Regions from separate parts of the Homo sapiens genome. Here region 1 is linked to region 2. A link is an interaction called in ENCODE POLR2A ChIA-PET data of the cell type or tissue named here. Cell type or tissue: Panc1. All regions are shown on one strand.

What was found. ChIA-PET counts read pairs that join two places held together with the same protein. Peaks named below come from ENCODE experiments on the same cell type or tissue, not always from the same donor. Only the 100,000 strongest peaks of a DNase experiment are listed, where the experiment ranks them.
Region 1: POLR2A ChIA-PET joins it to region 2 with 10 read pairs; 4 of 35 experiments call an interaction of 5 or more read pairs at or near these places.

What each region holds. Positions count from the first base shown.
Region 1 is chr10:47,165,196-47,169,195 of GRCh38, forward strand. No RefSeq gene overlaps it. Among named protein-coding and RNA genes, the nearest start is that of GDF10, 130 kb to the right of the region's middle. In Panc1, CTCF peaks have their summits at 364 and 567; no DNase peak of the experiment used is centred here; H3K4me3 peaks cover 814 bases; H3K27ac peaks cover 1,545 bases.
Region 2 is chr10:47,065,384-47,069,383 of GRCh38, forward strand. No RefSeq gene overlaps it. Among named protein-coding and RNA genes, the nearest start is that of PTPN20, 160 kb to the left of the region's middle. In Panc1, no CTCF peak of the experiment used is centred here; no DNase peak of the experiment used is centred here.

The sequences.
Region 1 (4,000 bases), 100 kb after region 2:
CTCTCAGTACTTGTTGAATGAATGAAAAGAGGTAGAAATGAATTCTACACTGTCTGCCAAGAAGTTTCCTCAGAGGCAAGAAAGAGCAATTGTGCTCATGCATCCTTCCGTGGGGCTCTGCAGTACTCCTTCCCGGCTTGCCCTGGGAACCCCAGAAGAACACCTGTACCCACAGCCTTGGAGGAGCCCCTCCCTCTGTGGGAGGCCTGGAGCCTCTTGGCATTACCGGGCTGGGCTGTTGATTTTGTTCAGTCACACTCACCCAGGGAATGACTTTGATAGACAGTTTTGTCTGAACCTGGTCCTCGGAGGCTGGGGGTTAGTAGGAAGTATGTAAGAAAGCCTGGGGCAGGGGGAAGAGCAGCCCCAGAGTTCACAGCACGACATCTGCTGCCCAGAGAGGTGAAGTACTTTGTGCAAGATACACGTCTATCATACAAGGAGCCAAGATTTGGACCTGAGGTTTTCCTGGGCCCTTCCCACATGCCCCCGGCCTCTGCAGAGATTCAGAGGAACGAATGGGAAGGAGCAGCCAACCCGACCGCAGCGTGATCACGAGAAGGAGGGCTCTGCTGTGCCCTGTGAGGCCACCCTAGGGCCCCTGGGGCAGAGAGCTCGCGTGTGTCTCTGACTTGCCTGATGGTCACTGCCAGGCTGCCTTGCCTGCCTTCAGAGCTCTAGACAGAGGCCCCTTTAAACTTCCTCCTCGGCCGGGCCAAGACGCTGCAACAGCTCAGCGCGGCTCCCAGCGAACCCCGAGTGAACCCTCGGGGCTTTATTTTCATTTCTTCTTGGCAGGACGTAACTTCCTGCTTCTAAGAAAAACATCTTTAAACAGAGCCACGAACGGTTCCAGGGTGTCCCGCACATCCCCCGCTAGACGGAACAATAGCGCAATGAGCTGCGTGGAGTGGATTGGAAGCACATGGAGCCTGTTTCCTTTCAAAATCCCCCAGGGGCTCAGCCTGGAGGAGCCAGGGTGTTTGATAAATCATGCTGGAACTTTTATCAGGTCCAGTGTGTGTGAGCAAAAGCCAGAAGGGGAGGGAGGGGGTCCCCTAGGGCCCCCAGAATCCGGGCCAACTGGAGGCCTAGACAAGAGGAGGGATCTGAGTCTTGAGCACCTACTGCATGCGCCTGAGGTGCTGACTCATCCAGGGCCAGCGGGAGAAGTGCCCCAGGACCTGCCCTGAGCCCTGTGGAGGCAGAGACACAGCTGTCATAGACCAGGCGCCACTGGGGAATGTGGTAACCAGGAGGAAGGGTCACTGGGTAAGGGGGCTTCACTGTTACCTGTGCACTCTCCTAGTACGTGCCTCTTCAGACCAAGCAGAGGGGAATTTGTGCAAGCCCAGGAGGAGCCTTCTGGATTCTTTTCCTTTCTTTTCCTGCAGTACCGGTATATCAGGGCCTGGCCTCAGCCCAAAGCGTCAGGGAGCTCAGAGCGAAGTCTGGCCTTGGGTCCTGGGGAAAACATGGAGGCATGGAGTAGGGCGGGAAGGGGCAGTGAGGAGCCGAGGAAGGAGGCTCTGGGAGTCTTAGGGGTCTTGGCAGCATGGAAGTGAGAGGTGAAGCCAGCTGGTCTTCTGGGTCGGGTGGGGACTTGGAGAACTTTTCTGTCTTGCTAAAGGATTATAAACACACCAATCAGTGCTCTGTGTCTAGCTTAAGTTTTGTAAATGCACCAATCGGCACTCTGTAAAAATGGACAAATCAGCACTCTGTAAAATGGACCAATCAGCACTCTGTAAAAATGGACCAATCAGCAGGATATGGGCGGGGCCAAATAAGGGAATAAAAGCTGGCCACCGGCCCAACTGCAGCAACCCTGTAGGGTCTGTTTCGAGTTTGTGGAAGCTGTGTTCTTTTGGTCTTCACAATAAATCTTGATTCTGCTTAGTGTTGGGAACTGTGCTATGTTTGTGAGCTGTAATACTGCCAAGGTGTGCAGCTTCACTCATGAAGCCACAGAGACCATGAACCCATCAAGACCACGATCCTACCGGGAGGAATGAATAACTCCAGACACGCCACCTTTAAGAGCTGTAACACTGGCCGGGTGTGGTGGCTCACGCCTGTAATCCCTGCATTTTGGGGGGGCTGAGGTGGGCGGATCACAAGTTCAGGAGATCCAGACCATCCTGGCCAACATGGTGAAATCGTGTCTCTGCTAAAAATAAGAAAAATTAGCCAGGAGTGGTGGCAGGCGCCTGTAGTCCCAGCTACTCGGAGGCTGAGGCAGTAGAATGGCATGAACCCGGGAGGTGGAGCTTGCAGTGAGCTGGGATTGCATCACTGCACTCCAGCCTGGGTGACAGAGCGAGGCTCTGTCTCAAAAAAAAAAAAAAAAAAAGCTGTAACACTCACGGCAACGGTCTGTGCCTTCACTCCTGAAGTAAGCAAGACCACGAACCCACCAGAAGGAAGAAACTCTGGACACATCTGAACATCTTAAGGAACAAATTCTGGACACCATCTTTAAGAACTATAACAGTCACTATGAGGGTCTGCCTGTTCATTCTTGAAGTCAGTGAGACTAAAATCAACTGGAAGGAACCAATTCTGGACACAGAAGCATTACTTTCTCTGAAGGAAGCCCATGCTTCTGCCCCTGGGCATCTGAGCCAGCTCAAAGCATGTTTGGCTTGGAGGAAACCTCACCAGGAAGGACAGCGCAGCTCTATTAAGCTGTGGTGGGGATGAACAACTGGCCTGTGAACTGTCATGCCTGGATTTTGGTCACATATAGTTAGTTACCAGGTTTGTAACTTAGCTTTAGTCTTATAAACAAACATTGTTTACAATATATAACATTCGTTGCATTATTAATTTCCTTGCAGTCTCTAGAAAGCAATATTGCTCCTAAGAATTTTACAGTGGTTCTTCTGTAACAGGAAAGGGTGCTGAGAGCAATGGACTTTGGGATCAGAGAGCAATGGTTTCAGTGGCACCTTCTTGACTTATTTTCAGTCTCAGTTTTCTTACCTGTGAAGTAGAAACAAGGACACCTACCTTAAGGATTTGGTGTGAGGGTTAGTTATTTATGGGTCCTTATTACAATAAGGTGAAGGTGACTTATAGATACATAAAATAGAATAAAGTGGCAGAAGAATAAAAGAAGGAAGGTAAGTATAAGAGAAAACAGAAAATGTATTCAGTAATAACTAAAAACCACGTACCATAATTTTCATTTTCTGAGGGTAAAGAACTTTTTTTTTTTTTGAGATGAAGTGTTGCTCTGCTGCCCAGGCTAGAGTGCCGGTGGCACCATCTCGGCTCACTGCAACCTCTGCTTCCCAGGTTCAAGCAATTCTCTGCCTCAGCCTCCCGAGTACCTGGGATTACAGGCACCCGACACCACACCTGGCTAATATTTTTGTATTTTTAGTAGAGGCAGGGTTTCAACATCTTGGCCAGGCTGGTCTTGAACTGCTGACTTTATGATCCACCTGCTTTGGACTCCCAAAGTGCTGGGATTACAGGCGTAAGCCACTGCACCCAGCCAGAACATTTTTATCTCTAAGGATTCTTACCCGCATGAGAACGGGACTCTGCATGCTCTGCGGTTCATGGAGGGCATAGGATGAAGCAGACCAGGTCCCCACAAGAATCTCAACTGTTCTTGGTACCAGGATGAGGTGGAAAATAAGCCTTGTAGTCTTATTTTTTAAATTTTATTCATTTAATTATAAATTGACAAATTACATTTGTATATACTTATGGAGTACAAAGTGATGTTATGATTTATAAATACTGTTGACTGTTGAACAACGTGGGTTTGAACTGCATGGGTCCACTTATATGCAAATTTCCTTCTGTCTCTGCCACTTTGAGAAAGTATAGCCAACCCTTCCCCTTCCTTCTCCTCAACCTACTCAACATGAAGATGACAAGGATGAAGACCTTTCTGATGACCCACTTCCATTTAATGAATAGTAAATATATTTTCTCTTCCATATGATTTTCTTTATAACATTTTCTTTTCTCTAATTTAGTCTAA
Region 2 (4,000 bases):
GAATACTTACTGAAGGATTTTAAGTAGAATACTGATGTAGTCATGCTTGTGATTCTGGAAGATGACTTTGTCAGTCCTGTGCAGGATAGACTGAAGGTAGGGATGGGAGGGATAAAGAGGTCTCAAACCAGGACAAAGATAGCAGGCATGGAGAGGAGGGGGCTTTATGGTAATTAGATAGTGATGCTTCTCAGCAATCCAAAAGGAGGAGTGCAAGTAGGATTGCTTCGGCAGAAGCGAAGTGGTGTAGTTGCTGTGAGTGTGGAGTCAGCCAGAGCTGGATTCTTTGCTATGTTGGGAAAATTATTTGGTGATTCTAAGCTTCCAATTGCTCATTTATAAAATGGGAATCATGATAAAACCCACCTCCCATTATTATAATGATTGAATAAAATAAAGGGACAGCACACAGCATATCTCACTTGCTCAACAAATGGCAGCCTCTCCTGTGGTTGGCCTTTTTGCTGTAGTTATCATCTCCTTCCTCATCTGTCCATCATCTGTTGGTGCCTTCCATATTTCTATTCTTGTTCACCTTGATCATGCTCAAAGCCACTTACATGTTCAGAAATACAAATTGGAATCTCCAAGATCTGCCGCCTGAGGTGTGTGCCCACACACTCCACTGTCTGATGGGCCAGAAGTGTATCCCCTGGGATATGAACTCTCACCTCTGCTTCCTTCCCCACCCTGCTCCTTGCCCTGGGCCCCTGCTCGAAGTGTGGGACAGTTGTCATCAGCTACATTAGTCATCACATTAATCTATTTTCTTCCTCTCAGCCCGCATGTCCACAGTCAACAAACTGTGCCAGTTGTCCTCTTAAGCCCATGCTCACCTGCTCCCCCTTCTCCTCCCGTGCCCATGTCTAATTCCAGCCTCCACAGGTGTCCCCTGGACTACTGCTACAGCACCCTAGGGTGCTTCTCTGATTGGCTTTTCCCTTCATCCACTCCATCCTCCACAGTACTCTTTCTTCATTTTTAACTTCTCTAACCTTTATTAACATTGACCATACACATATATAAATACATTGTCATTACAAAAGATTCATATAGCAGTGAAGTTTACTCAATAAAAAACGTGAGGCGGGTGTGGTGGCTCACACCTGTGGTCCCAGCACTTTGGGAGACTGAGGCAGGTGGATCATTTGGGGTTGGGAGTTCAAGACTTGCCTGGCTAACATGGTGAAACCCTGTCTCTACTAAAAATACAAAAAAATGAGCTGGGCATGGTGGCACATGCCTGTAATCCCAGCTACTCAGGCGGCTGAGGCACGAGAATCACTTGAACCCAGGAGGCAGAGGTTGCAGTGAGCTGAGATCACACCACTGCACTCCAGCCTGGGTGACAGACTGAGACCCTGTCTCCAAAAAACACAAAAAAACAAAAAACCTCTCCTCACATGTACCCACTACCCTCCCAAAGGTAACCACTACCTTCCCAGAGGTAACCACTGGCAACATTTTGATGAGAATTCTCTAATTATTTTTTACATATTTATATATGTATGAATATATAAATACATACACACACGCATACATATATATTTGCTTTTTTTTTTGTTTTGTTTGAGACGGAGTCTTGCTCTGTCACCCAGGCTGGAGTGCAGTGGCATGATCTTCGCTCACTTCAAGCTCCACCTCCGGGGTTCACGCCATTCTCTTGCCTCAGCCTCCCAAGTAGCTGGGACTACAGGGGCCCGCCACCACGCCGGGCTAATTTTTTGTATTTTTTAGTAGAGACGGGGTTTCACCGTGTTAGCCAGGATGGTCTTGATCTCCTGACCTCATGATCCGCCCTCCCAAAAGTGCTGGGATTACAGGCGTAAGTCACTGTGGCCGGCCTATATTTGCTTTTTAATGTAAGGAGTGTCATACATTGGATACAATTCTGTGATTTGCTTTTGCCACTTCCTGTGTCTTGGAGACTTTTTTATATCAGAAGATAGAGCCATTCTTTTTACCAGCTGCATCTTATTCTGTGTGTGTATGCAGTCATCGTGTTTTGTTTGTGTGTGTGTGTGTTTTTAGCTTTTAAGTTCAGGAGTACAAGTGCAGAATGTACAGGTTTGTTGCATAGGTAAACATGTGTCATGGGGGTTTGTTGTACAGATCATTTCATTACCCTTGTGGTAAGCCTAGTATCCATTAGTTATTTTTCTTGATCCTCTCCCTCTTCCCTCCGACCCTCTGACAGGCCCAGTGTGTGTTGTTCCCTTCTATGTGTCCATGTGTTCTCATTATTTACCTCCCACTTATAAGTGAGAACATGCAGTATTTGGTTTTCTGTTCCTGCATTAGTTTGCTTAGGATAATGACCTCCAGCTCCATCTATGTCCCTGCAAAGGACATGATCTCCTTCTTGTTTATGGCTTCAGAGTATTCCATGGTATATACGTACCACATTTTCTTTATCCAGTCTACCATTTGATGGCCATTTGGATTGATTCCATGTTTTTGCTATTGTGGATAGTGCTGCAATGAACATACATGTGCATGTGCCTTTATAACAGAATTATTTATATTGCTCTGGGCATACACCCTGTAATGAGATTGCTGGGTTGAATGGTATTTCTTTGTTTAGGTCTTTGAGGAATTGTCACATTATCTTCAACATTGGTTGAACTAATTTATACTCCCACCAACAGTGTATAAGCGTTCCTTTTTCCCCACAGCCTAGCCAGCATCTGTTTTCTTTTTTGTTTTTAATAGCCATTCTTACTGGTGTGAGATGGTATCTCATTGTGGTTTTGATTTGCATTTCTGTAATGATCAGTGATGTAGAGCTTTCTTCATATGATTGTTTAGCCACCCTTATTGATGGAAACGTAGATTGTTCTAAATTTGCACTTTTCTAATGAGGCAATGAATCTATATTCAACTTTATGCACATACAAGAGATGTTTTAGAACATATTCCTAGAAGTGGGATTTTTGTAAAGTGTAAGTTTAGTTTCAGCAAATCTGCATTTTGCCTTCTGGAGGGAGTTTTTGCACTCCCAGGCTCTTCAGTGATGCATGAGCAATTTCCTCACCATCCTGAGACCACATTGGCATGTTGCATATTTGCCCCTCTGAATCGAGAGAAACATATTTTTGTCTTAATTTGTGTTTTTTTGATTGCTGGTGAGGAGGACCTTTCTGGACAGGATCCAGGGGACTTCACCGGGGGCCAAGTGGAGGACCGCTTCTGTAGTTCTCACTATTGCCCTTTCCAATCTGCTCTCCTGGTTTTCCTTCCCTGCTGTTCAATAAAATCTGGGGCAACTCCCACTAAATTTTCAGTGGCTCAGTCTAGTCGGTCAGTCTAGGATCGCACAGCACTGTCAGGACCGCACAGCACAGTCAGGACCAGCGTAAATCTGACTCTGGGCTCTCATCCCAGTGAAAGCTTCCCCAGCCTCCAGCAGGAGATGCCTAGAGAAACTCAGCTGTTCTCACCCTTCTTTTCCCCCAACTCAACAGGAACTGCTTATTATCCTTCTTAAGCTGGACTCAGGAAGGAGAAAGGATTAGGAAAAAAGGCCACAAAGTGGCTGATGTCATACAGCTTGGGGTTTTTCAGACTTCTGGGTGCAATTTCTGATGCTCTCTTTGAATGATGCTTTGGGGGCTGATGAAGGCCCAATCCACTGTGGACCCAGATTGTCCTTTTCTTGACAGAGGGAAGGCCTTTCACTGGGGCCACTCGTAGTGCCACCATCAGCCTGTAATTTGGGGCCTAGATGCCCTAGGTCCTTCCCCTCTCTTCACTGTCCTTTGCTTCCCCTTGTGCCAGCTTGGGCAGAGCAGACATAGCCACGTACCCTCACCTTCAGTCTTTGGAGGGACGCATGTCACATTCTCCTGGTGACCCATCTTGGAGTTCCTCTCACAGTGTGACTGCCCTCTGGCATGGGCTGAGAAGCAGATTGCCTTCCTCCTCCGTGTGTGTCTGAGTGTGCATGCGTGTGTGTGCCCATGTGTGTCTCCAAGGAACCTCGGGGGCCACTGCCAACTCT